Linked DNA regions of Homo sapiens: regions 1 and 3 are each linked to region 2. The links are chromatin loops, found by intact Hi-C in ENCODE. Cell type or tissue: Calu3. All regions are shown on one strand. Links, peaks and the distances in the headings refer to the core of each region. The heading gives the core; the rest is flanking DNA.

Evidence for each region. A loop is a pair of places that touch in the nucleus more often than their neighbours do. Peaks named below come from ENCODE experiments on the same cell type or tissue, not always from the same donor. Only the 100,000 strongest peaks of a DNase experiment are listed, where the experiment ranks them.
Region 1: it touches region 2 in a loop (3-fold over the local background); 16 of 110 quality-filtered maps call a loop at or near these places.
Region 3: a loop joins it to region 2, with 2.2 times the contacts of the local background. A loop is called at or near these places in 28 of 110 quality-filtered maps.

The regions. Positions count from the first base shown.
Region 1 is chr11:130,083,470-130,093,959 of GRCh38, forward strand. All of the region lies in intron 1 of APLP2 (amyloid beta precursor like protein 2), which reads left to right. Among named protein-coding and RNA genes, the nearest start is that of APLP2, 19 kb to the left of the region's middle. In Calu3, for the core only: no CTCF peak of the experiment used is centred there; a DNase peak (open chromatin) is centred at 4,232.
Region 2 is chr11:129,986,693-129,997,182 of GRCh38, forward strand. All of the region lies in intron 1 of PRDM10 (PR/SET domain 10), which reads right to left. Among named protein-coding and RNA genes, the nearest start is that of PRDM10-DT, 11 kb to the right of the region's middle. RefSeq lists a silencer at 7,760-7,919. In Calu3, for the core only: no CTCF peak of the experiment used is centred there; a DNase peak (open chromatin) is centred at 5,869.
Region 3 is chr11:129,916,900-129,927,389 of GRCh38, forward strand. PRDM10 (PR/SET domain 10) reads right to left here. Exons shown (of 21, transcript NM_199437.2): 12 at 7,983-8,330; 13 at 6,349-6,504; 14 at 1,640-1,819; 15 at 228-338. Among named protein-coding and RNA genes, the nearest start is that of NFRKB, 27 kb to the left of the region's middle. RefSeq lists a silencer at 6,562-6,661 and an enhancer at 9,037-9,538. In Calu3, for the core only: no CTCF peak of the experiment used is centred there; a DNase peak (open chromatin) is centred at 6,592.

The sequences.
Region 1 (10,490 bases), core at 2,930-5,429, 95 kb after region 2:
CTTTATACCTGTTGAATAGCAACTGTTTTTTCCTCCCTTCAGCCTGTGTCAGTGACAGTTCTGTGAATTTGATTATGTTAGATATCCCATATAAGGGGAATCATGCAGTACTTGTCTTTTTGTGACTTGTTTATTTTACTTAGCATAATGTCCTCCAGGTTCATCCATGTTGTTGAATGTGGCAGAATTTACATTTTTTTTAAGGCTGAACAATATTCCATTTTATGTATATATCATATTTTCCTTATCCATTCATCTCTCGATGGACATTTAGGTTGTTTCCATGTCTTGGCTATTGTCAGTAATTCTGCAGTGAACATGGGAATGCATATATCTGTCTGGGATAATGAGTTTAATTCTTTTGCTGTATACCCAGGTGTGAGATTGATAGATCATATGATAATTCTACTTTTAATTTTTTAAGAACCTTCATACTATTTTCTATAGTGGCTGCACCATTTTTTCACCAGCGGCATACAGGAGTTCCGATTTCTCGGCCGGGCGCGGTGCCTCACGCCTGTAATCCCAGCACTTTGGGAGGCCGAGGCAGGCGGATCACGAGGTCAGGGGATCGAGACCATCCTGGCTAACACGGTGAAACCCTGTCTCTACTAAAAATACAAAAAATTAGCCAGGCGTGGTGGCGGGTGCCTGTAGTCCCAGCTACTCGGGAGGCTGAGGCAGGAGAATGGCGTGAACCTGGGAGGTGGAGCTTGCAGTGAGCCGAGATTGCACCACTGCACTCCAGCCTGGGCGATAGAGCGAGACTCCGTCTCAAAAAAAAAAAAATGCTTTTTCTGCATCTTTTGAGGGTATCATATTATTTTTGTCCTTCATTCTGTTAATGTGATATGCCACATTTTTTGGTTTGTATGTGTTAAACCATTCTTGCATCCCAGGGATAAATCCCACTTGATCCAGGTGTATGATCTTATTAATGTGTTGTCTGATTCAGTTTGCTAGTATTTTGTTGACATCCTTTGCGTCTGTGATTATCAGGGATATTGGCTTATAGTGTTCTTTTTTTTGTAGTGTCTTAATCCTATTTTGTTATTAGGGTAATGCTGGCTTCATGGGTGGAAATTAAACACACCCTTGGTAAACAGCAGTCTTAACCATTGAGCCAAAGAAGAAATCAAATGGGAAATTAGATGATGTTTTGAACGAATGAAAACACAACATACCAAAACCCTTGGGATGCAGCAAAAGCACCACTGAGAGGGAAGTTTATAGCAGTAAATGCCTACATTAAAAAAATAAGAAAGATCTCAAACAGCCTAATTGTACACCTCAAACTAGAAAAAGAATAAGCTAATCCCAAAGTGAGCAGAAGGAGGAAAATAATTTGCAACAGAATAAATGAAAACAGAATAGAAAAAAACAATAGAAAAAAATCAAAGAAAGAGTTGGGTTTTTGAAAAGATAAGCAAAATTGACAAACCCTTGGCTAGACTAAGAAAAACAGAAGACACAAAATCAGATATGAAAGAGGAGACATTACAATTGATACCATGAAAATAAAAAGTATCGTGAGACTATTATGAGCAGTTGTATGCCAAAAAATTGGATAACCTAGAAGAAATGGGTAAATTTCTAAAAACGTGCAAACTACCAAGACTGAATCATGAAGAAATAGAAAACTTGAGCAGATCAGTAACAAATAAGAAGATTGAGTCAGTAATCAAAAACCTCCCAACAGGCTGAGTGCGGTGGCTTATGCCTGTAATCCCAGCACTTTGGGAGGCCGAGGTGGGTTGATCACCTGAGGTCAGGAGTTTGAGACCAGCTTGGCCAACATGGCGAAACGCCGTCTCTACTAAAAATACAAAAAAATTAGCCAAGCATGGTGGTAGGTGTGTGTAATCCCAGCTACTCCGGAGGCTGAGGCAGGAGAATTGCTTGAACCTGGGAGGCAGAGGTTGCAGTGAGCTGAGATTGTGCCAGTGAACTCCAGTCTGGGCAACAGAGCGAGACTCCATCTCAAAAAAAAAACCAAAAAACAAAACAAAACAAAAAAAACTTCGAACTAAGGAAAGCTCAGGACCAGATGACTTCACTGGAGAATTCTACTAAACATTAAGGAAGAATTAACACTAATCCTTCTCATAGTCTTCCAAAATATTGAAGAGGGAACATTTTCATTTTAACTGTTTTTAAGTGTACAATTCGGTGGCATTAAGGACATCCACAACATTGTGCAACCATCCCCGCTGTCCATTTCCAGTACTTTTTCATCCAAACAGAAACCCTGTACCCATTAGACACTAACTTTCTATTCCCCTGGATCCCCCAGCCCCTGGTGATCTATGAATTTGCCTATTCTGGGGCTCAAGTAAGTGAAATCATAAAATATGTCCTTTTGAGTTTGGTGTATTTAGTATATTTTCAAGGCTTGTGCATCAGAATTCCATTCCTTTTCGAGACTGAGTAATATTCCATTGTGCATATATACCACATTTTGTTCATTCATCTGTTAATGGGCACTTGGGATGTTTCTACCTTTGGCTACTGTAAACAATGCTGCTATGAAAATTGGCGTACATGTAGATATGGGAGTCCCTGCTTTCAGTTCTTTCGGATATTTACTAAGAAGTGAAACTGCTGGATCATATAGTAATTCTGTGCTTAAATTTTTGAGAAATTGCCAAACTGTTTTCCACAGTGACTTTACTGTTCTCCAGTCCCACTGACAGTGGACAAAGGTTCCAATTTCTCCACATCCTTGCCAACAGTTACTTTCCTTTTTCAAATAATAGCTATCCTAATGGGCGTGGAGCGGTGTCTTATTGTTTTGATTTGCATTTCTCTAATAGCTAGTGATGTTGAGTATCTTTTCATGTTGACCATTTTTATATCTTTGGAAAAATGTCCGTTGAAGTCTTTGGCCCATTTTCGAATTAGATTGTTTTGTTGCTATTGTTGAATTGTTGGAGTTCTTTATATATTCTGGATGTTAATTAGATATGTGATTTGTAGATATTTTCTGTCATTCTGCAGTTTGTGTTTTCACTCTCAATAGTGTCCTTTGATGCACAAAAGTTTAACTTTGATGAATTCCAGTTTATCTATTTTTTTCTTTTGTTGCCTGTAGTTTTGGTGTCATTTTTAAGAAATCGTTGTGAAATATAATGTTATGAAGCTTTTCTCCTAAGTCTTCTTCTAAGCTAAGAGTTTTATAGTCTTAGCTCTTAAGCTTAGGTCTTTGATCCATTTTGAGTTCAGTTTTGTATATGGTTTAAGGTAAGGGTCCAGCTTCACTCTTCTGCAAGTTGCTATCCAGTCTCTGCAACATTTGTTGCATCCCCATTCAATTGTCCTGGCAGATCAATTGACCAAACATGTGAGGATTTATTTCTGGGCTCTCTATTCCAAATGTCTGTCTTTATGCCAATATCACACTGTTTGATTACTGTAGCTTCGTAGTAAGTTTTGAAATCAGGAAGTATGAGTCTTCCGTCTCAAGATTGTGTGATTTCATATGAATTTTAAGATGGATTTTTCTGTTTCTGTGAAAAAACAAAACAAAACCCTGTTGGGCTATTAAGTATTGCATTGAATCTGTAGATTGTTTTAGGTAGTCTTGTCATAACAGTATTGTCTTCTAACCCTCAAATGCCATAGAGCTTTAAAGTTAATTATTGTAAATTAGTAATTAACAGAATACAATTACTTTTAGTTTACACTATGGCTTTTGAGTGTAAGGTGTTTGGTGAATTTTATTCTTTTAGAGTAACTGTCATCAGCGTCCTCACTGTGATACCTAGTACGTAACCTAAAGTTGAGGTTGAAGACCTGCAGTCTGCAGGCAGAATGTGACCTGTCCTTGTGTTTTATTTGGCTGTTACCATTTGACCTTCCTTGTGTCTTAAATTCAAAGTAAATATATTCATTTCCAAAGATCATGGGTTTTAATATAAAAATTCCGCTCTGGTTTTAAAGAAATTAGAACATCTGGCAGCAGGGGCTAAGTAGTGGCAGCCCCGCTTCAGTTGGTGAAGAGAGCCTGTGGTCTCTTCGAGGGGGCTGAGTATGGGTCTCCATTTTGGTCTTACCCTCTAGCTCCCCATTCCCTGTCTGTGATGTAGAGGCAGTTGAGTTTTCAACCTTTGTTGAAAACGAGGAAAAGAGAACATTGGTTTGAAATGATCTTTTGTAGTAAATATTTAACACCATGGCAGGTTTCAAGTGAACCAAAAACCACATTTCATAGCAGAATGGCCCTGCGATTGGTTGGACTCCACCCTGCCCCTTATCCTCTTCTGAAGAGGCTTTCTGTGTAATACTGTAGAATGTTTTTCCGTCTAGCCACTTCCTATTAGAAGAATGATTATTTGCGGCTTGATTAGCTTCCTCAGGATCTACATTAAAAAAAATCCTGCTGGGCTATTGTTTTGCAAGATTAATCTTGTGAATTGATAAAAGTCATTGAAACTCAATGTTGGTTAGTGTTGTTTTTAAACAATAGGAATAGTATTCAGGACAGATTAAAATCAGATTAAAATATTTTAAGTATTGCTTTTAAAAGATTAAATACAGAGCACAGACTCAAGCCTGATAAGCTCCCAGCCAAACAGTTTTTACATGTAGTTTTCCCTGTGTATGTGTAGTCAGTGAAGATGCTGAACTTGTCACAAAATGTGGATGCATGAGGCATATTATTGTAACTTGAATTCAGATGGCCCCAAAATTACCCCATTCACTCAGCATAATTGGTTAAACTTGGTCTGGGTGATATCTGTAAGTCATCAAAGGAAGGAATTTTAGGACAAGGAAAGGATGGTTTGATTGTTCCAGGGGGGAAAAAACCATAAAATTTTAAGAAAATCATTGTTCAGGGAAGGCTGCAAGCACTGGTAAGGAAACAGAGTTTTCCAATAAGTTAACTGAAATCGGGAGTAACAGACCTCTGAAGAGTCTATCTTTGGGAAAATCTCTGACTTCATTCTTGACATGATTGAGGACTTCATGTACAATGAATTAGCAATGCGAATCATCTAGGCATATAAACTGGAAGGAAATAAGAAGGTTTGTAGAGCAAGCAACACCAGATACTCATGCTTGCTCCAGAGAAGTTTTCCAGGAAAAGCAAATGTCATCTTCTCTCTCTGCTTCACTAACTTTAAATTTTGAGACCTCAGGCAGTCTAGTCCATGAAGAAAACACTCCAGAATGACCGAGATACTTAAGTTTTTAACAACATTTAAAATAATATGAAAAATAAAATAAAATGTTGTTAAAAACTTAAGTATCTCAGTCATAATTTGTGTCCTTTTTTTTCTTTTGATATTTGTTCAGAAATAGACTCCCAACTTATAATATTAATAATATACCTGTAGAAAATAGGGACGGCCTTCTTTTTTTCACATTGCACAGTCTCCCCCAGGTGGTTCTGCCTAATCTCTAGGCTTAAAATTCTTCCAGCCTGGTAATGAATAGAAAATCCTTACTTCCAGCTCACGTTACCCTCTGGAATGCCCATCCTCTATTTTTGTCTGGTGGACAAAAAACGCGGCACTTGGTAAGCTGTGAGTCCTTCCAGTATGATGCCACTCAAAACTGAAGTTTATCAGTCTCCAATCCTCAGCCCCCTCCCTACCACCCGTCCAATTTCTTTGGCTGTTAGCCTTGCCATTCTCCCAGTTGTCAGAATTAGAAAGCTGGACTCATTCCAATCCTTCCTTCATGTCCCCTGTCCAAGTATTTCTCATCTGTCACTTTCCTATTCACACTGCTCCTGCCTTTGTTCATCATCTTTTGCCTGGATGAATGCAGTGGCTTCCTAACTGGTCTCCTTTCTATACTTCATCTTTCCTGATCACACCCTCCTACCTTCCAAAGTATGCATAGCAGGGTCATGCACACGCTGGAAGGGAGCCCAAGCACACTTTCCTTGGAGAAGAGTTCTGAAGGCTCAGCCCCTCATCCTCCGTAGCTGTCGCTCTCCTGTGCCAAGTCCGTGCATGCCTCTGTTACAGCTCTTCTCAGTTGCAGCATGCTCACTGTCTCCATGTCCTCACCTCACATTCACAGCGTGCACCTTACATTGTAATCCTGTTTCTCTACATCTGGATCCTGTCTCAGAGTATATATGCTCCCTAAATACACATGTTGAGTCTTGTTTACCCAGTGTGTTTGTTTGCTAGAGCTGCTGTAACAAAGATGCCACAAATGGAGTGACTTAAGCAACAGAAATTTATTGTTTCACTTTTCTGGTTTTCTGGAGGCTAGAAGTCCCAGTTCAAGGTGTTAGCAGGACTGGACTCCTTCTGAAGGCACTAACAAAGGGCCTGTTCCAGGCCTCGCTCTTGGCTTTTGGCAGCGTAACTCCATCTTCACGTGGCGCTCCCTCTGTGTGCATGCATGTCTGTCTGTTCACATTTCGCCTTCTCAGAAGGACACCAGTCATATTGGATTAAGGGCCCACCCTGCTCCAGTATGACCTCCTCCCACTTACATCAGCAGTGACCATATTTCCAAATAAGGTCACATTCAGAGGTATTTGGGGCTAGGATTTCAGTAAATGAAATTTGAGGCCCTATTCAACCTATAAGACCCAGTGGCTAGTGTGTTGACTGACATAACTGTAAAGTAATCAAGTGAAATGATCTTTGAATAAAGGGTCAGAATTTTATTTTCTTCAAAGTTATGTTTATGACAAATAAAAGCTTATGATCTTGGGAATACTTTCCCATCTCTAGTTTTCCAGTATATTCATAGTAGCTGTTGAATTGTTGCGCGTCAAAAGATGCTGGTGGAGTATTCTAGTTCTAGCTCTGTCTTTTTTTTTTTTTTTTTTTTTAAATTTATTTTTTTATTGATAATTCTTGGGTGTTTCTCACAGAGGGGGATTTGGCAGGGTCATGGGACAATAGTGGAGGGAAGGTCAGCAGATAAACAAGTGAACAAAGGTCTCTGGTTTTCCTAGGCAGAGGACCCTGCGGCCTTCCGCAGTGTTTGTGTCCCTGATTACTTGAGATTAGGGATTGGTGATGACTCTTAACGAGCATGCTGCCTTCAAGCATCTGTTTAACAAAGCACATTTTGCACCGCCCTTAATCCATTTAACCCTGAGTGGACACAGCACATGTTTCAGGGAGCACAGGGTTGGGGGTAAGGTCACAGATCAACAGGATCCCAAGGCAGAGGAATTTTTCTTAGTGCAGAACAAAATGAAAAGTCTCCCATGTCTACTTCTTTCTACACAGACACGGCAACCATCCGATTTCTCAATCCCTTCCCCACCTTTCCTGCCCCTCCACTCCACAAAGCCGCCATTGTCATCCTGGCCCGCTCTCAATGAGCCGTTGGGCACACCTCCCAGACGGGGTGGTGGCCGGGCAGAGGGGCTCCTCACCTCCCAGTAGGGGCGGCCGGGCAGAGGCGCCCCTCACCTCCCGGACGGGGCGGTTGGCCGGGCGGGGGGGCTGACCCCCCCCATCTCCCTCCCGGACGGGGCGGCTGGCCGGGCGGGGGGCCGACACCCCCACCTCCCTCCCGGACGGGGCGGCTGGCCGGGCGGGGGGCCGACCCCCCCACCTCCCTCCCGGACGGGGCGGCTGGCCGGGCGGGGGGCCGACACCCCCACCTCCCTCCCGGACGGGGCGGCTGGCCGGGCGGGGGGCTGACCCCCCCACCTCCCTCCCGGACGGGGCGGCTGGCCGGGCAGAGGGGCTCCTCACTTCCCAGTAGGGGCGGCCGGGCAGAGGCGCCCCTCACCTCCCGGACGGGGCGGCTGGCCGGGCAGGGGGGCTGACCCCCCCCACCTCCCTCCCGCACGGGGCGGCTGGCCGGGCGGGGGGCTGACCCCCCCACCTCCCTCCCGGACGGGGCGGCTGGCCGGGCGGGGGGCTGACACCCCCACCTCCCTCCCGGACGGGGCGGCTGGCCGGGCGGGGGGCCGACCCCCCTACCTCCCTCCCGGATGGGGCGGCTGGCCGGGCAGAGGGGCTCCTCACTTCCCAGTAGGGGCGGCCGGGCAGAGGCGCCCCTCACCTCCCAGACGGGGCGGCTGGCCGGGCGGAGGGCTGACCCCCCCACCTCCCTCCCGGACAGGGCGGCTGGCCGGGCGGGGGGCTGACCCCCCCACCTCCCTCCCGGACGGGGCGGCTGGCCGGGTGGGGGGGCTGACCCCCCCATCTCCCTCCCAGACGGGGTGGCTGGCCGGGCTGAGGGGCTCCTCACTTCCCAGTAGGGGCGGCCGGGCAGAGGCGCCCCTCACCTCCCGGACGGGGCGGCTGGCCGGGCGGGGGGCTGACCCCCCCACCTCCCTCCCGGACGGCACGGCTGGCCAGGCGGGGGGCTGAACCCCCCACCTCCCTCCCGGATGGGGCGGCTGGTCGGGCGGGGGGCTGACCCCCCCCCACCTCCCTCCCGGACGGGGTGGCTGCCGGGTGGAGACGCTCCTCACTTCCCAGATGGGGTGGCTGCCGGGCGGAGAGGCTCCTCACTTCTCAGACGGGGCAGCTGCCGGGCGGAGGGGCTCCTCACTTCTCAGACGGGGCGGTTGCCAGGCAGAGGGTCTCCTCACTTCTCAGACGGGGCGGCCGGGCAGAGACGCTCCTCACCTCCCAGACGGGGTCTCGGCCGGGCAGAGGCGCTCCTCACATCCCAGATGGGGCGGCGGGGCAGAGGCGCTCCCCACATCTCAGACGATGGGCGGCGGGGCAGAGACGCTCCTCACTTCCTAGATGTGATGGCGGCTGGGAAGAGGCGCTCCTCACTTCCTAGATGGGATGGCGGCTGGGCGGAGACGCTCCTCACTTTCCAGACTGGGCAGCCAGGCAGAGGGGCTCCTCACATCCCAGATGATGGGCGGCCAGGCAGAGACACTCCTCACTTCCCAGACGGGGTGGCGGCCGGGCAGAGGCTGCAATCTCGGCACTTTGGGAGGCCAAGGCAGGCGGCTGGGAGGTGTAGGTTGTAGTGAGCCGAGATCACGCCACTGCACTCCAGCCTGGGCACCATTGAGCACTGAGTGAACGAGACTCCGTCTGCAATCCCGGCACCTCGGGAGGCCGAGGTTGGCGGATCACTCGCGGTTAGGGGCTGGAGACCGGCCCGGCCAACACAGCGAAACCCCGTCTCCACCAAAACCAGTCAGGCGTGGCGGCGCGTGCCTGCAATCGCAGGCATTGGGCAGACTGAGGCAGGAGAATCAGGCAGGGAGGTTGCAGTGAGCCGAGATGGCAGCAGTACAGTCCAGCTTCAGCTCCGCATGAGAGGGAGACCGTGGGGGGAGGGAGGGGGAGGGGGAGGGAGAGGGAGCTCTGTCTTGATGATAGAATACCACTTAGTTTGCAATACAGTTAACGTATGAATAAACTAACAAAGAACAGGAAGGGAGAGATGCCTATGAAATCTTGAAGATGGCAAACAGACTGAGCCAGCAAATCAGAAAAGGCTGAGACCTCATCTTAGCCGGGAGGAGCCAAGTAAAAGCAACCTCATTTGCAGAGCAAACTCAGATCTGAGAGATAGAAAGCACCAGGGCCTCTGAAGACATGCTGAGGCCCCAGGGGACATAGATGAAACTAAATGTGAGCATTTAGCCCCCTGAATACCCCTCCCTACCTGGCAGTCTAGGAAAAGACTTGAGGTTTACTTGGGGAGAGTGGGCCCAGCAGAAGGTGAGGGACTGAGCAGTGAAAGTCTCCCTAACCAGGCCCGGGGCAGAGAACTGACTGAAGGATTCCTCCCTGGAGAGGCAAAGGCCGCTCTTGACCTTGTGCATGTGCAGGAAACTTCCAGAAACTTCCAACCATCTTCTTAGTGTTCCCTTCTTAAATGTGAATTAGATGGCTTAGGATCACCAAAGACTTCAGGAACACCTTGAACATGAACGAGAACAAAACAAGAAGAAAAAGCAACTTGAAGGCAATGTAGGGAATAGACAAAGACAAGTTCTTACCTCAAAGGAGAGAAGAGGGGGCATAACATCTATGAAGTAATTGTTTGAAATTTAAAGACGTTCAGATAACAAAGGGTTCTTGGAAATTAGAAATGTGGAAGCAGAACTAAGACCCCAGTAGAAATCTTCCAGAAGGAGAAAACAAAAAGAAACTAGAAAAGATAAGTAGAAGGTCAATCTAGGAGGTCTAAGAGATAACTAATGAGAATTTCAGAAAGAGAATAGCAGAAACACAGGACTGTGTGTGTCCAGGCCAACAGGGCCACTGAGAGCTCAGGCCAGTGAGTGATGAAAAGAGCACACCAAGACATGTTAGGTTGAAAGTTCAGAATACCAGAGATTGGGAAAATCTTGGAACTTTTATTTTTTATTTATTTTTTTTTTTGAGACAGGGTCTCACTTTGTTGCTCAGGCTGGAGTGGAGTGGCATGATCTCACGTCACCGCAACCTCCGCCTCCCTGGTTCAAGCTATGCTCCTGCCTCAGCCTCCCGCGTAGCTGGAATTACAGGCATGTGCCACCACGTCTGGCTAATTTTTTTTGTATTTTTAGTAGAGACAGGGTTTCACCATGTTAGCCAGGA
Region 2 (10,490 bases), core at 4,753-7,252:
TGGAGGGCAACAGATCTCTAGGGTCGGGGGCCTGGATTGAGACTCCTCAACTGCCAGCTCCAGCTCCATGACCCAGGTGAGGGAAGTTACTTTTCAAGGCATCAAGACTTCATCTATAACATGGTTACAGCAGGACCAATAGTTCCAATTCCCTAAGGTAGAACTATGAAATAAATGAAGTACACTGTGCAAATGAAAACCCACACCTGGCCCATAGGAACACTCAACAGTGCTCATTGTTGTGGTTTTTGTATTTATTAATATATACTTATTAATTCTCCCTATCAATTCATGTTCATTCCCAGGGTTAAAAGGAATAAGAATAGCCAAATGAAAATAAGCACCTCAAGTTCTTGTCTGCTATTGTGCAGTCAAAATATACCTGAAATTCAAATCACACAGATTATAAACTCTCCACTAATAGGGAAGGTTTGTCCAGCTAAGAAAAATTACAGCATATTGTAGCTTCAGAATAATACTTTTATTGGCCTCAATTTCAGCAAAATATTGATCTATATCCTTTATTGTTTGGAGAGCTTCAAACAATAAAGGCAACAGCTTTCCTGCCATGTCAACAAACCACACAAAACTGCCTTTATTAATGATACTCTGGTTTCTATTATGCTTATTTTTGTAGTGCCTTTTCATCTTTTCAATTTCATTCAAAATTCTGATATGGCAACAGATAATAACCACTGTGGGTAAGGATGAGGAGAAACTGGAACCCTCATACACTACTGGTGAGAATGTAAAACACTGCTGCCAATATGGAAAACAGCCCGGCAATTCCACAGAAGACTAAACATAGACACACCAAATGACTGAGCAATTCCTCATCAAGATGTAATAAACCCAAGAGAAATAAAAGCATATGTCCCTAAAAGACTTGTACATGAATGCTCACAGTGGCATTATTCATAATAGCTAAAAAATGGAAACGATCCAAATACTCATCAACTGATAAGTGAAGAAAATATGGTATATCCATATAATGGAATATTATTTGACCATAAAAAGGAATGAAGACGCCGGGTGTGGTGGCTCACGCCTGTAATCCCAGCCCTTTGGGAGGCCGAGGCAGGCAGATCACGAGGTCAGGAGATCAAGACCATCCTGGCTAACACGGTGAAACCTCGTCTCTACTAAAAAACACAAAAAATTAACTGGGCGCAGTGGCAGGTGCCTGTAGTTCCAGCTACTCGGGAGACTGAGGCAGGAGAATGGCCTGAACCCAGGAGGCGGAGCTTGCAGTGAGCCGAGATAGCGCCACTGCAGTCTGGCCTGGGCGAAAGAGTGAAACTCCGTCAAAAAAACAAAAAAGGAATGAAGAACTGGTACATGCTACATACAACATGGATGAACCCTGAAAACATTATGCTAAGTGAAAGAAGCTAGTCACAAAGAAATACACATTGAACAATTCCATTTATGTAAAATATTATATGAAATATTAATTTGCAGAATAAGCAAATTAATAGACACAAAAAATAAACAGTGGTTGCCTAGGGATTAGGAGGAGATAGAAAAATTAATGGTGACAGCTAAATGGTTCAGGAATTCTTTTGGAGGTTATAAAAATGTTCTAAAATTGATTGTGGTGACAGTGACAGCTGCACAACTCTTTGAATGTATTAAAGCCATTGAATTGTACATTTTATTTTTAAATTTTTATCTATTTATTTGAGACCGGGTTATGAGACTGGCAATTTTTATATTGTGGGTAGAGACGGGGTTTCGCCATGTTGCCCAGGCTGGTCTCGAACTCCTGGGCTCAAGTGATTCACCTGCCTCGGCCTCCCAAAGTGCTGGGATTACAGCCATAAATCACCGCACTTGGCTGAACCATATACATCTTAAATAAGTGAACTGCATGGTATGTAAATTTTATTTCAGTAAAGCTGTTCTTAGAAAAAAAAAAAAGAGGAGATGTTAAGTCAATGCAAACTTTTTTTTTTGAGACGGAATCTCGCTCTGTTGCCTGGGCTGGAGTGCAGTGGTGCAATCTCGGCTCACTGCAAGCTCTGCCTCCCAGGTTCACGCCATTCTCCTGCCTCAGCCTCCCGAGTAGCTGGAACTACAGGCGTCCGCCACCACACCCAGCTAATTTTTCGTATTTTTAACAGAGACGGGGTTTCACCGTGTTAGCCAGGATGGTCTCGATCTCCTGACCTCGTGATCCGCCCGCCTTGGCCTCCCAAAGTGCTGGGATTACAGGCGTGAGCCACTGCGCCCGGCCAAGTCAATGCAAACTTTCTAGAAATATCCAGAGGCAAGAGAAACTGAGGGCATGCTTAGGGACCAGTAACTATGAGAGAGACAAGCCTCAAACAGTAGTAAGGATGGGGCTATAAAAGACCACAGGGAAAGTAGAAGAATTTAAACTTTATTCAATTGGTCTACAGTTCCCACACTTCATGAACTGGTTGCACCAGAGTAACATAGAAAGCTAGGTGAAAGACAAATTCCAGGCCAGCACAGTGGCTCACTCTGTAATCCCAGCACTTTGGGAGGCTGAGGGGGGATGATGGCTTTAAGCCCAGGAGTTCGAGGTTGCAGTGAGCGGTGATCATGCCACTGCACTCTACCCTGGCCAACAGCAAGACCCTGCCTCTGGGAGGGAAAAAAAAAAGTCATTGAGCATGCATGTTTCTCAGCTATGAATAATGAATTTAGAAAGCTTCAAGCACACATCCTCCAGCTCCCTTCTGAACAGCAGTATTCGGTCACAAGACAGCTGGTGGGGGATACAGATACAATGTAAAACCCTGTTTCACCCATGCACCCAACACTATTTAGCCCCAATATCTCAAGCTCTTTTATTGAATTAGCCAGTGCAGTAATTAAGTAGGAGACTTTCAGGTGGGTCTTATGTGGCCTGAAAAGCTTTCCTTCCAGATGGTTCTGGGTGGTACCTATGACTCAACAAATCACAAACCCAAGTTGTTAGGATAAACTCCTGGTTAATGTATAGAGGCACAATCTTAAGTAGTAAGCTGTTTCCTCAATAAACCCATGTGCTTTAAAATGTTTTAACTAGGGAAAACTTTTTAACTTATTAAAATTGCTTAGAGGAAAATCATTCTAGAGCATAATTTTCATAATTTAACACTACAATATGTAATATAAAACAGTGTAACTACTCGTTCACTCTACGACTCCTGAAACATACAGTCTTTAGTTCAAACAGACTGAACCAAGCCTCAGACACAAGATTAAGAAGAAAACTCAGGCCGGGCACGGTGGCTCATGCCTGTAATCCCAGCACCTTGAAAGGCTGAGGCAGGTGGATCACCTGACATCAGGAGTTCGAGACCAGCCTCAGCAATATGGCGAAACCCCATCTCTATTAAAAATTCCAAAAACTGGCCAGGCATGGGGCGTGGTGGCTCACACCTGTAATCCCAGTACTTTGGGAGGCCGAGGCAGGTGGATCACAAGGTCAGGAGATCAAGACCATCCTGGCTAACATGGTGAAACTCCGTCTCTACTAAAAATCCAAAAAATTAGCCAGGCATGGGTGGCGGGTGCCTGTAGTCCCAGCTACTCGGGAGGCTGAGGCAGGAGAACAGCATGAACCCAGGAGGCGGAGCTTGCAGTGAGCTGAGATCGAGCCACTGCACTCCAGCCTGGGTGACAGAGCGAGACTCCACCACAAAAAAAACAAAAAAAAATTCCAAAAATAAGCCGGGCGTGGTGGCGCATGCCTGTAATCCCAGCTATTCAGGAGGGTGAGGCCTAAGAATCACTTGAACCTGGGAGGTAGAAGTCGCAGTGAGCAGAGATGGTGCCACTGCACTCCAGCCTGGGTGACAAAGTGAGACTTTGTCTCCAAAAAAAAAAAAAAAAAAAAAAAGCAAATTGATACCATACTGGTTTGAAGTAATTCCCTTTATATCCAATTCACACTCCCTATAAACACGTTAATGTGGTCCTCACCTGTTTTTATTATCATTATTTTGTAGAGACGGAGGTCTAGCTATGTTGCCTAGGCTGGTCTCTAACTCCCGGCCTCAAAGTGATCCTCCCACTTCGGCCCCCCAAAGTGCTGGGATTTATAGGCATGAGCCACTATGCCCGGGTCCTCACTTTTTCCTCACTTTTTTTTCATTTTCAGTTTCTCATACCTTTAAATATGAAACACAGATGGTAGAAAAATAAGTATTTTATTAAAGACAGTGAGCTCAGATAGACAACATACTGACATTTTATTGCCTTCATAAAAACTCCGTCTCACTGGCATATAATGAAGACCTACAAGCTACCAAATTTCAACCTCCTCCATCTTAATAAAACCACCACCGTAGGACTATGTTCACTGGTCTAGGATTCAAAGGTACCTTCCATTAGCTGAGGCATTTCTTGAAGTGGAAAAAGAATGTGAAGGCAAGCAAATCACAGGCTCACTGCTAACATAAAGTGGGATAATGTCTGTTACAATGTGGCTCAATAGTATAGAGTATAATGCAAATGTTAATAATTATTTAAATTGTGAGGACCATAGGCTGTTTTAGATCATGAAGGTGTCTCATCCAGAAAAGACTTATTCTCAATTAAAAGATATTTTAATACATTTTCATTATTAAACAATTGTTTTGGGAATAGATCACTCTTAACTGCAGGCTTGGGTTCTCTCTTAACTGATGTATTTCACCAGAAAATATGTAAAGTTCAACTTCAAATTGACAAAATTTTAAAACTATGTGATTAGCAGCTGGGCGCAGTGGCTCACACCTGTAATCCCCGCACTTTGGGAGGCCCAGGTGGGCAGATCACCTGAGGTCAGGAGTTCCAGACCAGCCTGGCCAACATGGTGAAACCCTGTCTCTACTAAAAATACAAAAATTAGCTGGACATGGTGGCGGGCACCTGTAGTCCTAGCACTTTGGGAGGCCGAGAGGGGTGGATCACCTGAGGTCAGGAGTTCGAGACCATCCTGGCCAACATGGTGAAACCCCATCTCTGCTAAAAATACAAAAATTAGCTGGGCGTAGTGGCACGCGCCTGCAATCCCAGCTACTCGGGAGGCTGAGGCAGGAGAATAGCTTGAACCTGGGAGGAGGAGGTTGCAGTGATCCGATATCGCGCCACTGCACTCCAGCCTAGTGACAGAGCGAGACTCCATCTCAAAAAAAAAAAAAAAAAGTAACCGGCCTGGTGGCGGGTGCCTGTAATCCCAGCTACTCGGGGAGCTGAGACAGGAGTATCAGAGAATCGCTTGAACCCAGGAGGCAGAGGTTGCGGCGAGCCAAGATCACGCCACTGCACTCCAGCCTGGTGACAGAAAAAATAAAAATACAAAAATAAAAACTATGTGATTAGCATTTTCTTCCGCAGGAGACACAAAATAGAAGCATTCCTGTTTAGAAATCTTAGCCATAACTATTCTTTGTAAACGCTTAACCAGACCATTTCACTCAGGTGTACCTACAACATGTTAGCTTCATTTGCAAATTCCCTGAAGGAATTAAAGACCACAAAAATAGAATCCTTTAACAGATGCAGCTCTTTATTTTAAAAATCAGTATAATCATAGTCCACCTGATTCGAAATGCATTCTGTGGAAATTCAATGTTACTTAAGTAAACAGCTAGTGGAACAGTAATAATTATAGCTACAGGCATTTATGGAGCACCTATCCCGTGCCAGGCACTGTCAGATGTCCTTTAAATACCTGATCTCAATTAACCCTCACCACAACCAAGAATGATTAATTCTCCAAGGTCACAGTGCTGATAAGAGGAATTTAAGCCCAGATTCCTTTTACTACAAAGCTTGAAGCTCTTTCCCCTGTTTGCCACAACAGCTTTCATCCTAGGCAAAGTGGCCAGGACCCGAGCATGGTTTCCACCTGCTGTTGTAGCCGTGCTCTCCCACCAGATGACGCAATCACCAGGTTAGACTTGATCTCGAGGGAACCAGAGGAGGTTGTAATTCACTACACCCACAAACAGATTTAACTGAGCAAATTACTCAACAGCCAGAGTTGAGGTAACTACAAAGCTGTGATGAAGGGCTCCCATTGTAAAAATTCAAATAATTTTTTAAAACACAAGAATACTTATTAAATGCCTATTCTGTTTCCAGCATTCTTTTAGGAACTGAAGAAGACATTGGATGGACTATATAAACATTCAGCACAGAAGGAAAATATAAATAACATTTATTCACCATTGTTCTAGAAACAAAGCTACCTGTGTGTTCAGAACACAACACAGCAGTCCTGAAATAGTAATTGAATCAGTATTATGAAAATAAATTACTCCAAATACTTTTTCTAGTTCTCTCAGGCACATGCATTTCTCTAATATTGGAACTGCTGGTCATTAAAGTATGCATGTTTTGGACTTTCTTGATAATACTGTTTTCCAAGGTAGTCATATGAATTTATATCTGTACCAGCCATCTATGAAAGTCCCTACTGTTCAACATCCAACTTTAATTTAGGTATACAGTGTTCTGGCACTGTGGCTGAAATGTGCATTTCCTTCATTAACATGGTTGAACACCTTTTCATGTTTATTAGACATTTGGATTTCTCCTTTTCTGAAGTGGCTGTTCAAGACTTTTGCCCATTATTCTATTAGTGCCTGTAGCATCTTGTTTAAGAAATGTTTCTCTATACTAAGGTCATGAGTATCTTCCTATATTAATTCTAAAAGTGTTATTGTTTTGCCTGCCTTTCTGCCATGCCTCCAGGTCATAAATCAAGTGTCTGGCTATGCATAATACTGTTTCTGGACTCCATATGGTGTTCTATTGGTCCATCATTATTAGCCTACCCAGTGCCAATATTACACTATCTTTTTTTTTGAGATGGAATCTCGTTGTGTCGCCCAGGCTGGAGTGCAGTGGTGCGATCTCGGATCACTGCAAGCTCTGCCTCCTGGGTTCACACCATTCTCCTGCCTCAGCCTCCCGAGTAGCTGGAACTACAGGCACCCGCCACCACACCTGGCTAACTTTTTGTATTTTTAGTAGAGACGGGGTTTCACCATGTTAGCCAGGATGGTCTTGATCTCCTGACCTCGTGATCCACCCGCCTCGGCCTCCCAAAGTGCTGGGATTACAGGCGTGAGCCACCGCGCCTGGCCCAACACTATCTTAATTATTATAACTCTTCTTGATCTCTAGCAGAGGTTTTCCTAACTTTTCTTTTTCAAAGTGTTTTGCCTTTTCTTGGGCCTTGGCAAATGTTTTAGAATCAGCTTGTCTAATTTTTTTAAATGTGGGATTACATTAGATCTATAAATCAGTTTCCAGAAAATTGACACATTTACAATATTGAATCTTCCACTCCTTGAGCCACTGTGCTCTTCATTTATTTAGGTTTTATTTAAAGCCACTCAATAAAGTTTTAGAATTTTCTATATCTGTTATAGTTTATAACCATTTAAAACCATGAATCTGAAAAAAATATATTTTGTAAATGATGTATAAGTTTTTGGTGAGATACCTAGAGCTTGGGATAAGTATATATAAGTATGAAAATAAACTGGGGCTGGGTGCAGTGGCTCACACCTGTAATCCCAGCACTTTGGGAGGCCGAGGCGGGTGGTCAGGAGTTCGAGACCAGCCTGGCCAACATGGCAAAACCCCATCTCTACTAAAAAAAAAGTACAAAAATTAGCCAGGCGTGGTGGTGGGTGCCTGTAATCCCAGCTACTCAGGAGGCTGGGGCAGGGAGAATTGCTTGAACCCAGAAGGCAGAGGTTGCAGTGAGCCGAGATCGCACCACTGCACTCCAGCCTAGGTGACACAGCGCAACTCTGCCTCAAAAAAAAAAAAAAAAAAGAAACGAAACTGGTGGTGGTGGTTTGCACCTGTAACCCCAGCTACTCGGTTGGCTGAGACAGGAGGATGGCTTGAACCCAGGAGTTAGAGACCAGCCTTGGCAACACAGTGAGACACTGTCTCTAAAAAAATTAAAAAATATTAAAAAGTTAACATAAAATTTCTTTTTTTCTTTCTCTTTTTTTTGAGACAGAGCCTCGCTCTGACGCCCAGGCTGGAGTACAGTGGCACAATCTCAGCTCACTGCAATCTCCGCCTCCTGGGTTCATGCCATTCTCCTGCCTCATCCTCCCGAGTAGCTGGGACCACAGGTGCCCACCACCATGCCCGGCTAATTTTTTTTGTATTTTTAGTAGAGACAGGGCTTCACCGCGTTAGCCAGGATTGTCTTGATCTCCTGACCTCGTGATCCGCCTGCCTCGGCCTCCCAAAGTGCTGGGATTACAGGCGTGAGCCACTGCGCCTGGCCAACATAAACTTTCTTAAAATGTATAAATGAAACAAAGTTCATCAAAGTCCAATTACTATGACATAATTTCATTTTAATTCCAGAATTACTGTTTTGTAGTAATGTAACATCTCACACTTCCACAGTACTAAAGTACTTGAGAGAACTTGCATGTCACATAAAGTGGTGTCCAAATATTACCATTCATGGGTCCTTATATTTATCCAGTGATAAAGTACTTACACAGTCCGGAATAATTTTCAATTCATCAACTTCAAGAGAAAAAGAATGAAGGAGAAGATGAATACATGATGGAAGAGACTGAAACCTTATTAATATACATCCCCTGCCTGGGGCTGAGGATACAGACCCTTTTCTCCCATGCGCTCTGACCCCTCTCCCATACTTGCATAATTCCCTGACCTCTACCTACTTTCTCTCCTTTGCAAAATTGGACACGGTTCTGTCAATATTCTGTGTTGAAGACTAAACGTAAACAAGTGTCTCAGAGAGGACAGTTAAAAAGTCAAACAAAGAGCAATAATTAGTTAAAGGAATGATAGCTAGTCCCTATTAGAAGGACATTCTATTAAGACTGCCTGTAATCATGGTTTGTGGAAAGACTGAAAATAACCCCCAATAAATTGGCCTCAAAATCTTCAAGCAATTCTAAGAAAATGGTAGAATTTGCACACAAAAATAAGAATCTTGAAAAAAAAAGGCGGGGGAGAGGGGCAGGGGCCGTAGCGCACGCCTGTAACTCCAGCACTTTGGGAGGCCGAGGCAGGCCGATCACCTGAGGTCAGGAGTTCAAGATCAGCCTGGCCAACATGATGAAACCCCGTCTCTACTAAAAATACAAAAATTAGCCGGGTGTGATGGCGGGCTCCTGTAATCCCAGCTACTTGGGGGGCTGAGGCAGGAGAATCACTTGAACCCAGAAGACGGAGGTTGCCGTGAGCTGAGATCATGCCACTGCACTCCAGCCTGGGCAACAGAGCGGGACTCTGTCTCAAAAACAAAAGAAAAGAAAAGAAAAAGAAAAAAAAAGGGAGGAAAACTTTACAAACAACTTCAAGTATTTTAATTCACTCACTTATCCCTCAAAACATTTTAGAATCCAGTAAGTAAAAGGCACTCATTTATACTGCATTCTACGTGAGGGGGCTAAAAATCACCTGTAGCTTCCAGAAATTTAGAATCTGTTTGGGAAGCAAGAAATAAGCACAAATAATTGGAGTACAATACAACGTAAGCACTGAATGTTACTGTTATAAAGCAGTACAAAATCCTGCAGGACCTTCAGAGACAAAAAGGATTACTTTCAAATGAGATGGTCTTGACACTTCAACAAGGGCGGTGTGGGTTCAGCTTGCTCTGGTACAGGGGATGGCGAGCCACAGCCCGCAGGCGGCAGACACCTGTTTTTGTGCAGCCTGTGAGCTAAGAATGGTTGTTACATTTTAAAATATTTGAAAAGACTCAAAAGAAGACTATTTCCTGACACAGGAAAGTTATATTAATTGAAATTCCAAGGTCCAAAATAGTTTGTTGGAACACAGCCACGCTCTCACACTCCACAGCAGAGGGGAACCGTTTTGACAGAGACCATATGGCCCACAAAGCCAACAACATTTACTACCTGGTCCTTTAAAAAGTTTTCCAGCCACTGCTCAAGAAGGATGGATAGGATTCTGGCGGGCAGAACTAGGAGAGGAGGGGAAGGAGAGCAGAGAGGAAGAAACATTCCACTTGGGAAACGAAGGTGTGACAGCAGAGAGAGAAAATCCCGAATATTTAAGGAACAGTGGGAAGACCAGTTTGACCGAAGTGGCGGTTCCAAAAGAGATAAACAAGTTTTGAACCATTTAGAACTGTGTGCTTTGTTATTGAGCCATTTATACAATTGTGGTGAGTGATTAACAGGCATCCTCACTTGGAATCTATGAGGTTGATTACTGTTATTATCCCTAGTAATAATTAAGAAACTAGTTGAAAGAGTTGATAAGAAAACCAAGGCTTACAGAAGTAACTTGCCCAAGATCACAGCCAGCAAGCTGAGCACAGCAGTGAACCTCTTTGCCCCTGAGGCAACGCTGTGAATACTACACCATATAAAATCTCCACACAGGGCAGTAAAAGGAAAGGCATCAATAAAGGCAGCTTAGGGCAAAACTGTCAACGGTGCAAACGTGGAAGTAAAAAAATATGGATTTTACGTGTAGGTTATGTTTCTCCAATTGTGTTTAAA
Region 3 (10,490 bases), core at 5,217-7,716, 69 kb before region 2:
AGAAGGGACAGTAAGAAAAATGAAGTCAACTATTTCTTAAGAAAAAAATTTGGCTTAAAATAAGGCTGTATTTCTAGTCCTTTCTTGTCTGAATGGAGACTACTGAGAGACAGGTAACCATCTGGTAAGAGTAACAAAAAAATCGTAGTATATATTTATAAATACGGACAAGTCAGCTCTAAGCAGGGAACCCCAGTGGCATACCAATATGAATATTTCCCTTTTACCTTATCGCAATACTGACAAAAGTAATCACGATTGGGTTTTATGATGGGTAGAGTTAACTCTGGCACCTCTTCTATCTTCATGTCTGGGTGTCTCTTCGATAAGTGATTTACCTAAAGGGAAAAGAAAGAACCAATGAGAAAAAGAGACCCCATTAACCAAACAGAAGCTACACGAATGCCTCTGATAATGACCGCCAGAAGCTGGAATTCTCTGAAGCAATGCCCCCAAATAATAAGGCATTTGGCCAGAACCAGGATCACCAGACCCCATCTGATGCCAAAGCACTCACAGTCATGGTTAACAGGAGTTAACAATAATTCACCAAACAATTGAAGGTGACTCACTGTGGTGAATTCAGCCATCAACAGTCTTTGGCTGAAAGAACTACTATTGGAAAAAGGAAAATTACACTGGTATGAATTTCTTTGGTGAGTTCTCCTCATGCAAACCTGTCTTTCATTATTTAATGCCCTAGTCTTACTAAGAACATGGAATGAGATACAGACTAAGGTTCTGAATTTTAAATATTGCTCTATGACTTTCCAGCACCTGGCAGAAATATATTCTGCACCCGTAACAAGGTCAAAATGAGTTGAGAGCAGAGCACTGGCTGTCTGATGCTTCAGCTAACCTGGATGCACATACCCTGCTTTGACGGAAAGCTTCCTTCTACTGCTGTTTGATATCTGGAAAAGAGAGGCATTAAAAGGAAACAGCTGGGGGCTGGGTGCAGTGGCTCACGCCTGTAATCCCAGCATTCTGGGAGGCTGAGGCAGGTGGATCACCTGAGGTCAGGAGTTTGAGACCAGCCTTGCCAAAATGGTGAAACCCCGTGTCTACTAAAAATACAAAAATTAGCCAGGCATGGTGGTGGGCACCTGTAATCCCAGCTACTCAGGAGGCTGAAGCAGGAGAATCGCTTGAACCTGGGAGGGGGAGGTTGCAGTGAGCTGAGATCACGCCATTTCACTCCAGCCTGGGCAACAGGAGCGAAATTCTGTCTCAAAAATAAATAAATAAAATAAAAGGGAACAGCTGGGGAGAAGGCAAATACCCCATTAAAAAAATACATTCAGGGACACAAAAGAGGGAACTAAAATAAGGTGAGAGCAGAGATTGAGATGGGTAAAGAAAAACAAAAGTAGTAATGAAAAGTGATTAAAAAAAAAAAAAGAAAAAGAAAAAGACCTCTTACAAGAATTGATCCAAAAAGCAGCAAGAGAGAGCAAAGGGAGACTAGAAAAGACAGAACTCCAAATTGGGAATCGTTTGCCTCTGTTTCTTCCCCTGGACATTGACAAAACCATTGATCGATATAACTTAGGACACAATGCAACACAAACGTCACCATCATCGACAGCAATGAGGTATGCTGGGAAGACAGAGGAACCCGCAGCCACTGGGCACTGACCAGCATGCCGCGCCGCCGGAAGCCCATCATGCACAGGCGGCACTTGAACGTGAAGCTGTCGTAGTCTGTGGACGTGATGCGGGGCTTGAACGTCTTGGAGCGGCTGATGCGGTCGGCTTTCTTGGCCTCCCTCTCAGGATTATGCATCCTCTGCATGTGTTCCCGTAGTTTGTCTTTTCGCTATTTGGAGAGTATTTTTGAAAACGGGGTAGACACGGGGGTAGAAAATTTTTAACTGAAGGGATCATTTTAAAAATCAATACAAATTAGCAGTCACCACAAGCCTCCAAGAGACATTTGAGTTGCTGGAACACTAGGACGCAGACATGTTAAAAGTGGCTGGGAGTTACTCTGTTCACTAGCAAATATGTGCATTCCAATGAACCTTGGTTTAAAATGACCATTAAATAGGAAAGATACATACCGACTTTTGAGAATAAAGACTGTGCATTTATGTAGAGGAGATTAAAGAGAACACGGAACAAGCCTGGCATAAAAGAACTTCAGACAAATTGATAACAGGTAATATTAGATTTTAGAAGCCAGTGTAGGCCGGGTGTGGTGGCTCATGCCTGTAATCCTAGCACTTTGGGAGGCCGACAAGGGCGGATCACCTGAGGTCAGGAGTTTGAGACCAGCCTGGCCAACATGGTGAAACCCTGTCTCTATGAAAAATATAAAAATTAGCTGGGTGTGGTGGCACACGTAATCCCAGCTACTCAGGAGGCTGAGGCAGGAGAATCACTTGAATCTGGGAGGTGGAGGCTGCACTGAGTTGAGATCACACCACTGCACTCCAGCCTGGGCAACAGAGCAAGGCTCTGTCAAAGAAAAAATGCCATGTGTATACTCAATTCCCACACCTTTCAGCAAACATTATATTTTTCTAAATCCCAAAAGAATTTAAGTAAGAATCTCTATCTTATGGATTTAGAACTTCTCACCTTACAGAATTAGAAGTTCAAGTAAACAAATCCATTGTTCACTATGATGGAGCATGGGGCCCAGGGCTCAGCTCCTGGTTTCACTATTTAGTGACACATGCTGATGTGAGTCCATGGAGAGAATCAGGCAGAGCCCATCCTGAATAAAAACAAAGTGCCAGCTCCCTGATCCAGTGAGGCTTTCTGCTCTGGGACACATGAATAAATTGTTATTAGTCCCATAAAGACTCTGAGGCTTTCTACAAATCCAGTTCTTCCCACCTTTCAGCACAGGGACTTTTTTAAGGACTTCATTTTTCAGCACATTTACTCAACAAATATTCCTTGAGGGCCTACCCAGTATCAGGGAGCAGGATAAGGGCCGAGCTCCAATGCTGGGCCTCCCTCACCCACCTGCCTCTTCTGCTGCAATGCATACGACCCAACTCTTTCTTCCTATCCCACCCGCCTTCATTTCTGGAAAGCCCAGGAGGGAATGTTCAGCGCTTTGTAGGCTACAGTAGGATTTGGATTAAGGACACTGCCCTACGTGACAGTATCTTTCTTTAGTGTGGATACAATGGCAAAGCACTGTTGCATTGCCACTTTTTTTCTTTTCCTTTTCCTCCAACTCCTCTCGCATTCCCACTTTTTTCTAAGCATCAACATTCACTAGTTCCCGTCTATTCCCTTTAAACAACCAACTGACCTTAACCGAATCATCACATAAATTTCAAAGCCTAACACAAATACCACACCATGCTATGCACATCGTGACGGGCACACATTTGTTGGATGCCAAATCTCCATGAGGCCTTTCCATCCTAACATCCCCCAAACCAAATCCGCTATCTGCCCCCACTCCTTCTGCCTAAGTCGTGCTTTTTGGTATCAGCGGTGTTCCCAAACATCTAGCCTCTCAAGCTGCAAATCTCCATTCCTTGCTGTCCACCCTTCCCCCTTCCACCCAAGTGCAAGTTCTTGTCAGCCTCCCATGACGCCTGTCTTGAACATGGCCCCTCTTCTCCACACCCACTGCCTCGGCCTGAATTAGCCCAGCTCTGAAACGCTGGTAAGTCTAATTACTTAGCACAGCGCGCTAGCTTAACCCGCTTCCCTGGCTTCCTCTTGCCACACCCTCCATCAGTCCCCTTCTCCCAATCTCCCGAACGTGGCATCACCACTCCCTGCTGCTCCCTCTGCTTGAGATGCCAATATTCCTCCCTCACTCCTCACCTCTCCCTTTCCCTAGCTGGCAAACTGTTTCCCACCCATGAATGGATTCAAAAGTGTCACCATATCTATGAGGTCTCCCCTATACCCCAAATCAGTGAATCCCTCTCACAGCATTTTTGAGATGGAGTCTCGCTCTGTCACCCAGGCTGGAGTACAATGGCATGATTTCGCCTCACCACAACCTCCGCCTCCCGGGTTCAAGTGATTCTCCTGCCTCAGCCTCCTGAGTAGCTGGGATAACAGTCATGCACCACCACGCCTGGCTACTTTTATATTTTTAGTAGAGATGGGCTTTCTCCATGTTGGTCAGGCTGGTCTCGAACTCCCAACCTCAGGTGATCTGCCCACCTTGGCCTCCCAAAGTGCTGGGATTACAGGCGTGAGCCACCGCACCCGGCCACTTTATTCTTTTCTCTATTCTAGTGTGAGCTCCCTGAAGTTGGAAGGTCCCACCTTGACTTCAATGCTGCCCTCATGGAGCTTATACTTAGCAGGACAGGCAAATGCAATACACAAATGCTATGACAGGGTCACCAGCAAAAGGCCCTGTGGGAATTGGTGGGAGAAGCAGCAGTTAATCCAGGGATCAGGAAATGCCCCATATGAAGTGACATTAGCCAGGTGAAGGAATATGACAGTTTGAAAATGCATTTCAAGTCAGGAGGAGGAGTGAGAGCAAGTGCAAAGGCCCAAGGAGAGAGAGTATGCCACACCTGGGTAAAGCTATGGAGTTCAGGTCACCCTGAGCACACGGGGAGGCAGGAACCAGAGAGGCTGGCAGGAGCCAGATCCTGTAGCATCTTAGAAGTAACAAGAACTTCGGGATTTATCTGCGTGAAGAGCTATTTAAGAGTTTTTCAGAAAGGACATGACATCAGAGCTGTTCTCTAGAAAAATTACTCTGATTCTACTTTGAAAATATGCCAGGAAGGTAGGTGGTAGTGGTTTTGTGCTGGGTCAACTTGGCTAAGGGGAACTACATTTGAAGGGAGTCTTCTTCCCAGCATGGTTCCGAGTTGGGGTTAGCCAAAGAGAAACTCAGACCAGCCTGGAAGGTGGAAAGGAAGCAGCTCCGTGCTGCTCTAGACGGTGTCATGTAGAGGTACCTGTGGGTCCCTACTTATCCTCTCTTTCCCACCCAGCCACCAGCTGTCTTCCTGACTGCCAGCCCTGCTGGCCAGCTCCACATCCACCACCAGATGCAGTGACACAGTCTTTCACAGACCACACCAGCTCTCCTTCCTGGGCCCCTCTGCAGGAGGAAGTGCTTGGTTCCCAGATTCCCAGGTAACTTCCCATTTGACCACCCAGACCAGTACTTCTGTGGGCATACTGCTGACTTCCGACCTCCCAGCTTCTCCCTTCAACCCTCACTTCTCCATCTTCTCCTATAATTAAGTTCTTAGTCCTGTAAGAAAATCTTCTTCTGTAACATTCACAGTGGCTTTGCTTCCCTGATTGAACTGTGGTTGAATATACTGGGTGAAAGTAAAAGAGAAAATGAAAGCAAGCAAAGAAATTTTAAAGAAATATTCCAAGGTGTTAAAATATGGTATCTGGCACAAAATGAAAAATCAAAAAACACTGGCTGGATGGGATGGATGGATGGCCAAACAGTATCGCAAAACAGGAATCCTTTTAGATATGATTTTTTTTAAGAACAGAAAAATCCCAGACCTACTTATACTTTTCACACTGGAGTTCTCTACGGAATTCTAAATTGTGCTGTTATATATTCAAAGCCATTAAATTATATTCTATAACACACTTACCATAAAACCAGCTTTGCAAACTCTATTTCTCTTTAATTTCTTTGCATCTGTTACAAATATACCCTTAGTTTTCCTCTCCTGAATCAATTTCTGATTCTTTTCCAGTTTCTATGAGAGTGTGACCTACAATCATTTTCAGCAGAAGGTCTTCCAGTGACATTTTTGCAGAATCACCTTATTTCCCAATGAAGCATATTTCATTGTTTTTACATTTATTTATTTAACTTTTATTTCTGGGTCCCCTGCAGGGTTTTGCTCGGCTTCTTCTAAGTTCCAGGTGGGTTACGGATACTCATAATGTTTTAATCTTTGAGGTCATTAACATTCTCCAAAGTAGTCTAAGCCTTCTCAGCATTCTTCAGATTTCCCACCTGAATTAGATGAGCGTCCTGCTGGCTGCAAGGCTCAATTACGGGCTCTTATACTTCATCAGTGCTCAACAAAAACCTCCTGATCTGAATGTTAAGTAAAGGTTTTGGTCTGTTAGGAAATCTCAATAGCGATTTAGTTATACTTGTCATTATACATTTGGATTCTTTTAGGAGATGATGCATTTTTACTCTACTTGTTTGGGGATTTGAATTAACTATTTTGAGGAAATGAGTAAGTTTTCCCCCTTAATTTTATAACTAAGTCAAACACAAGGCCCAAAGAGTATCTCAGGTCCAGTTCATCAGAGGTGGGTGATAAACTGATGAAATGAACAGGCATTTACCCTCAGCTTGCTATAATTCCAGTGGCCACGAGAACCACCTTGGGCTGTGCCTTGGTGTCATACCTTAAATTGCTTCCCACAGGTGGAACACAGGAAGTCTTTGCGGTCCGAATGCCGGAGCATGTGGAGTCGCAGTTTATCGGGGCGACAGAAGGCCTTGTCACACTCTGTGCACTGGTAGATCTTTTCTGAGTGGAAGCTGCGCACGTGTTTTTTCACCTGGTGATAAGAACCACAGGAAAATTCAGGGGACGCAGGCACCAAATGAAATGACCAAAGGCAGCTTGTCAACGCTAGAGGGAGCCAAACGCATTACCATGGGTTTTCATCAACCCCGCCGAGGAATCCAATCAGATGTGATAATTGGCCTCAATAACACATACTGTCCCTGTCACAAAGAAATAAAACAAGTAGCCAGAAAGCCTTAGAAATCCGAACCTCCCCGATGACTTGAAACGTGAGAGAGAGAGAGAGAGAGAGAGAGAGAGAGAGAGAGAGAGAGAGAGAGAGTGCTTGCTTGGTCAAAGCCCTGATCACTTGAAGCCCATTTTTTAAAGATAAAAAGCAAAAGTTCCTTTGGGTTTAAATGAAATCTTGCTAAAAAGGATCTATAGGAAGACAAAAACCAATTCTTCCTTACTTTTCTCCGTCTTTAATCTGCACAGAAGCAATTTAGCCCCTTTTGATCCTTTTACATCTTCTTATAAAATTAAGTTCTGAAGAATTAAAGACATGAATGAGTGGATACAGAAGACATTACCGGTTTGTGAGAGCAATATGACGCTGGCGTCACTTCTCAACTGGGACTTACTTCCCTTACTTTTAGATAAATAAAGGAATAGGGCTTCTGAACTCTCTTAGCCACACATATCCAATGAGAAAGAGCTGAGGATGGAAGCTAAGTAGTGAGTCTTACCAAACTATTCCTATAAGATAGTTTGCTTCATTATTTTTGGAGTTTCTTTTGCCATTAAATTATGCCTTAAAGCAATCTTTCTACTAGTTTGTGTGAAGTGAGAAAATTTCCAAGACTCTCAACACTAGCAGAACTAAAATTAAATCCCTAGTCTTCTTTTCCTTTGGTAATTGAAAAAGTGTATTTTTACAAAATGTTTCGTTATTCACTGACTAGCACAGGAAAATCTTATCACTTAAAGTCCAAATGAAATCATGAGTATTCTGAAATTTATCTTCACCCATTTTGCTCCAACAAAGAATACACTACAGGGGAGGAGGCAGTCGGTTCCTGATACAAAAGTATATTATATACCAACTTTCTCTTTGTTTCCTTCCAAAATGTATGGCCTTGGTTAAAGCAAGCAGGAAACCACAGTAGTAGTAGGGAGATGTTCCCAGCCCCTCAGAAACGGGAGTATGTCTTCTACAGGCTCGGTATATTTTATAAGCAATAGACATTGACATGGATTATGAAAGACTTTTTAAAAATTATAATAGATCTGGGTGTTTATTACTTGTAACTTAAACACTTCAATGTCAATGTCTGATCTGGACAATTAAGGGTCATAATAATCTTGTGTATAAAAGTAGTTTGATTGAAGAAATATTGTTCTCAATTGTAAAGTTGTTTCAAAGAAGGGATGGAAATGCAGGTGCTAGGCAGTCTCGGTTTTCCAAAAATCGAAGTTTCTTTTACCAAAAGAAGGAAGCAGACAGGAATCTCAGTAGTAGACACTCACCTGGATAAAATCTGGGAACCGTTTCTTACAAGTTGGGCAGGTGAAGTAGCCATCATTGATATGAATGGCCACATGATCTTTCAACAAATCAAGGCGGTCAAAGGATTCTGGGCAAAAAATGCAAGAGTAAGTCTTCTGGTCTGAGTGGAGCTTCATGTGGCTCTCCAAGGATGTGCTGCTGATGAAGCCCTTGTTACAGAGATCACAGGTCAGTGGGCAGTTCCCCTCCCGCCCATGGAAGCGTAAGTGCTGGTCCAGTTTGTCCTTTTCCCGGAAGGCCTTCCCACACTGCAAGCATTTAAAAGGCCGGAAGGACTTCCGAATAAACAGATGCTGAAGAGCTGCATTCTGAAAGACATACACAAATGTGATCATTTAGTGATGAAATTAAGAGTGCAACTGGATCACACTTTTACAGAGAAAGAGAGGATGATCTCTGCAATCACAGACTTCCCATAGAAGTTCAACTCTAGGACACACACAGTTGAAAGGAGATTTTTCTGGTGAAGACACTGAAAATGAAGCCATCCTCAAAGAAGCTCATCTTAAAGAGATGAAATTTTTTTGTGTTTTGTTTTACATCTATGTATGTGGGTTTTCTTTTGAAAGGGTTTAAGTAACAAAAAAAGTGTTCCCAATAGAAGACTTGTATAATAAAACAAATCCCACAGTGGAACAGGATAAAAATGGAAGATTTGGAGGAAAAGACTTAGGTTAAGTCACACATGCAGGAATCAGGCTGGAGCAAGTCAGTCAAATGTTACTTGTTGAAATCCATGAGAAAAAGAATTTGAAGCTTGATTAAAACATTTAGCAAAAACAAAACAAACAAACAAACAAACAAAAAAACAATAAAAAGAACTGAAGGGTAGTCCTTGCCAGCGGCAGGATGGAGAAGGAAATGGATACCAGGTTTCTTTTGGGGGTAATGGATACCAGGTTTCTTTTGGGGGTGATGAAAGTGTGCTGGAATTAGAGAGTGGTGAAGATTGCACAGCTTCAGAATGTTCTAAAAACCACTTTAAAGGGTAAACTTTATGCCACGAGAATTTCTTGAAAGGATTCAGATTTATGTGAATGGGACATGAGCACATGTCGTAAATGGAATATATGCATTTCATCACTTTCTACTTAGAAAACAGAAGGTAAGGTTCCAGAATAGCTAGTTAGTTCTACTGGTTAGAATGCCATGCTAACAACGTTAAGCTCATCACACTGTTCCTGCCTCGACCAGGCAATTCTGCTCTTTGTTTTCAGGCACAGATTGCACTTGTAATGCTGATTGGCCATCTTGTAAATTCATGCAATTGTTATAGGGCATCCAAGTGGGAGAGTACGGGTACTCAGTGCAAACCCATCGCCACTACTGGAAAATCTACTCATGCTCTACTGACAGCAGATCGACAAAATCACCTCACACAGAGAATGCAGAATCAATCTTTCAGTTATGCTTACAATGAAGACTCATTCATCCGTTCCTCAGAACACTGAGGGAAAGCTCTAGATTGCTACAAGGGGGGGAAATCCTTCAAGTATATCTGTGAATGGCTGTGCCTATGTAGCTACAAATGAACAGTAATTGAAGGATTAATGGAGATCTTAGTGCGATCTTAACTTCAAATTACTTGTAAGCATCAACTTTTAAACTAAATTTAATGTGAAATCATCATGTGAGGAAAACAAAATAATTATTTTTGATTTAGTGGAATTTCTAGACATAATTACTATGTAACAAGAGATTTCCTTCTCAGGGCTTCTCTAACCGGGCTAGGAGAAAGATTTTTAAGCTGCTACCTACTCACTTATCTTGAGTAGATAAACAGCAATTCTGTGATCTTCTTCAGCTGATGGGGCTGCTTCAGGGGATGTATCATACTTTATTCTCCTTTGTATCCAGATCCCTTAATAAATTGCTTAGCTTATAGGAAGTCTTCAAAAGTAGTTTGAGAATCAGTGAAATATATTTCATATGAAACTCAAAAAAATGATTTCAAGGATTTTTCTACAGCATCTGCAGAGATTTTTAAGAATAGGTCTTTCTTGGCTGGGCACTGTGGCCCATGCCTATAATCCCAGCATTCTGGGAGGCTGAGGCGGACAGATCACCTGAGGTCAGGAGTTTGAGACCAGCCTGGCCAACATGGTAAAACCCTGTCTCTACCAAAAATACAAAAATTAGCCAGGCGTGGTAGCAGGCACCTGTAACCCCAGGGCTGTAATCCCAGCTACTTGGGAGGCTGAGGCAGGAGAATCGCTTGAACCTGGGAGGTGGAGGTTGCAGTGAGACTCTGTCTCAAAAAAAAAAAAAAAAAAAAAAAAAAAAAAAAAAAAAAAGCATAGTTTTTTCTCAAATCAGCCACAGGGCTTGCTTTCACTTCTGTGTAGTTCAGTAGCCACCTCATCTTTTTAACTCTGTCTGGATACTAATTTTACATAAAAGCTTTACTATTTTGTCCACTTTCAAAACTTTACGGAAATATTGCTGATGAACCAATACTATTGTGAGGT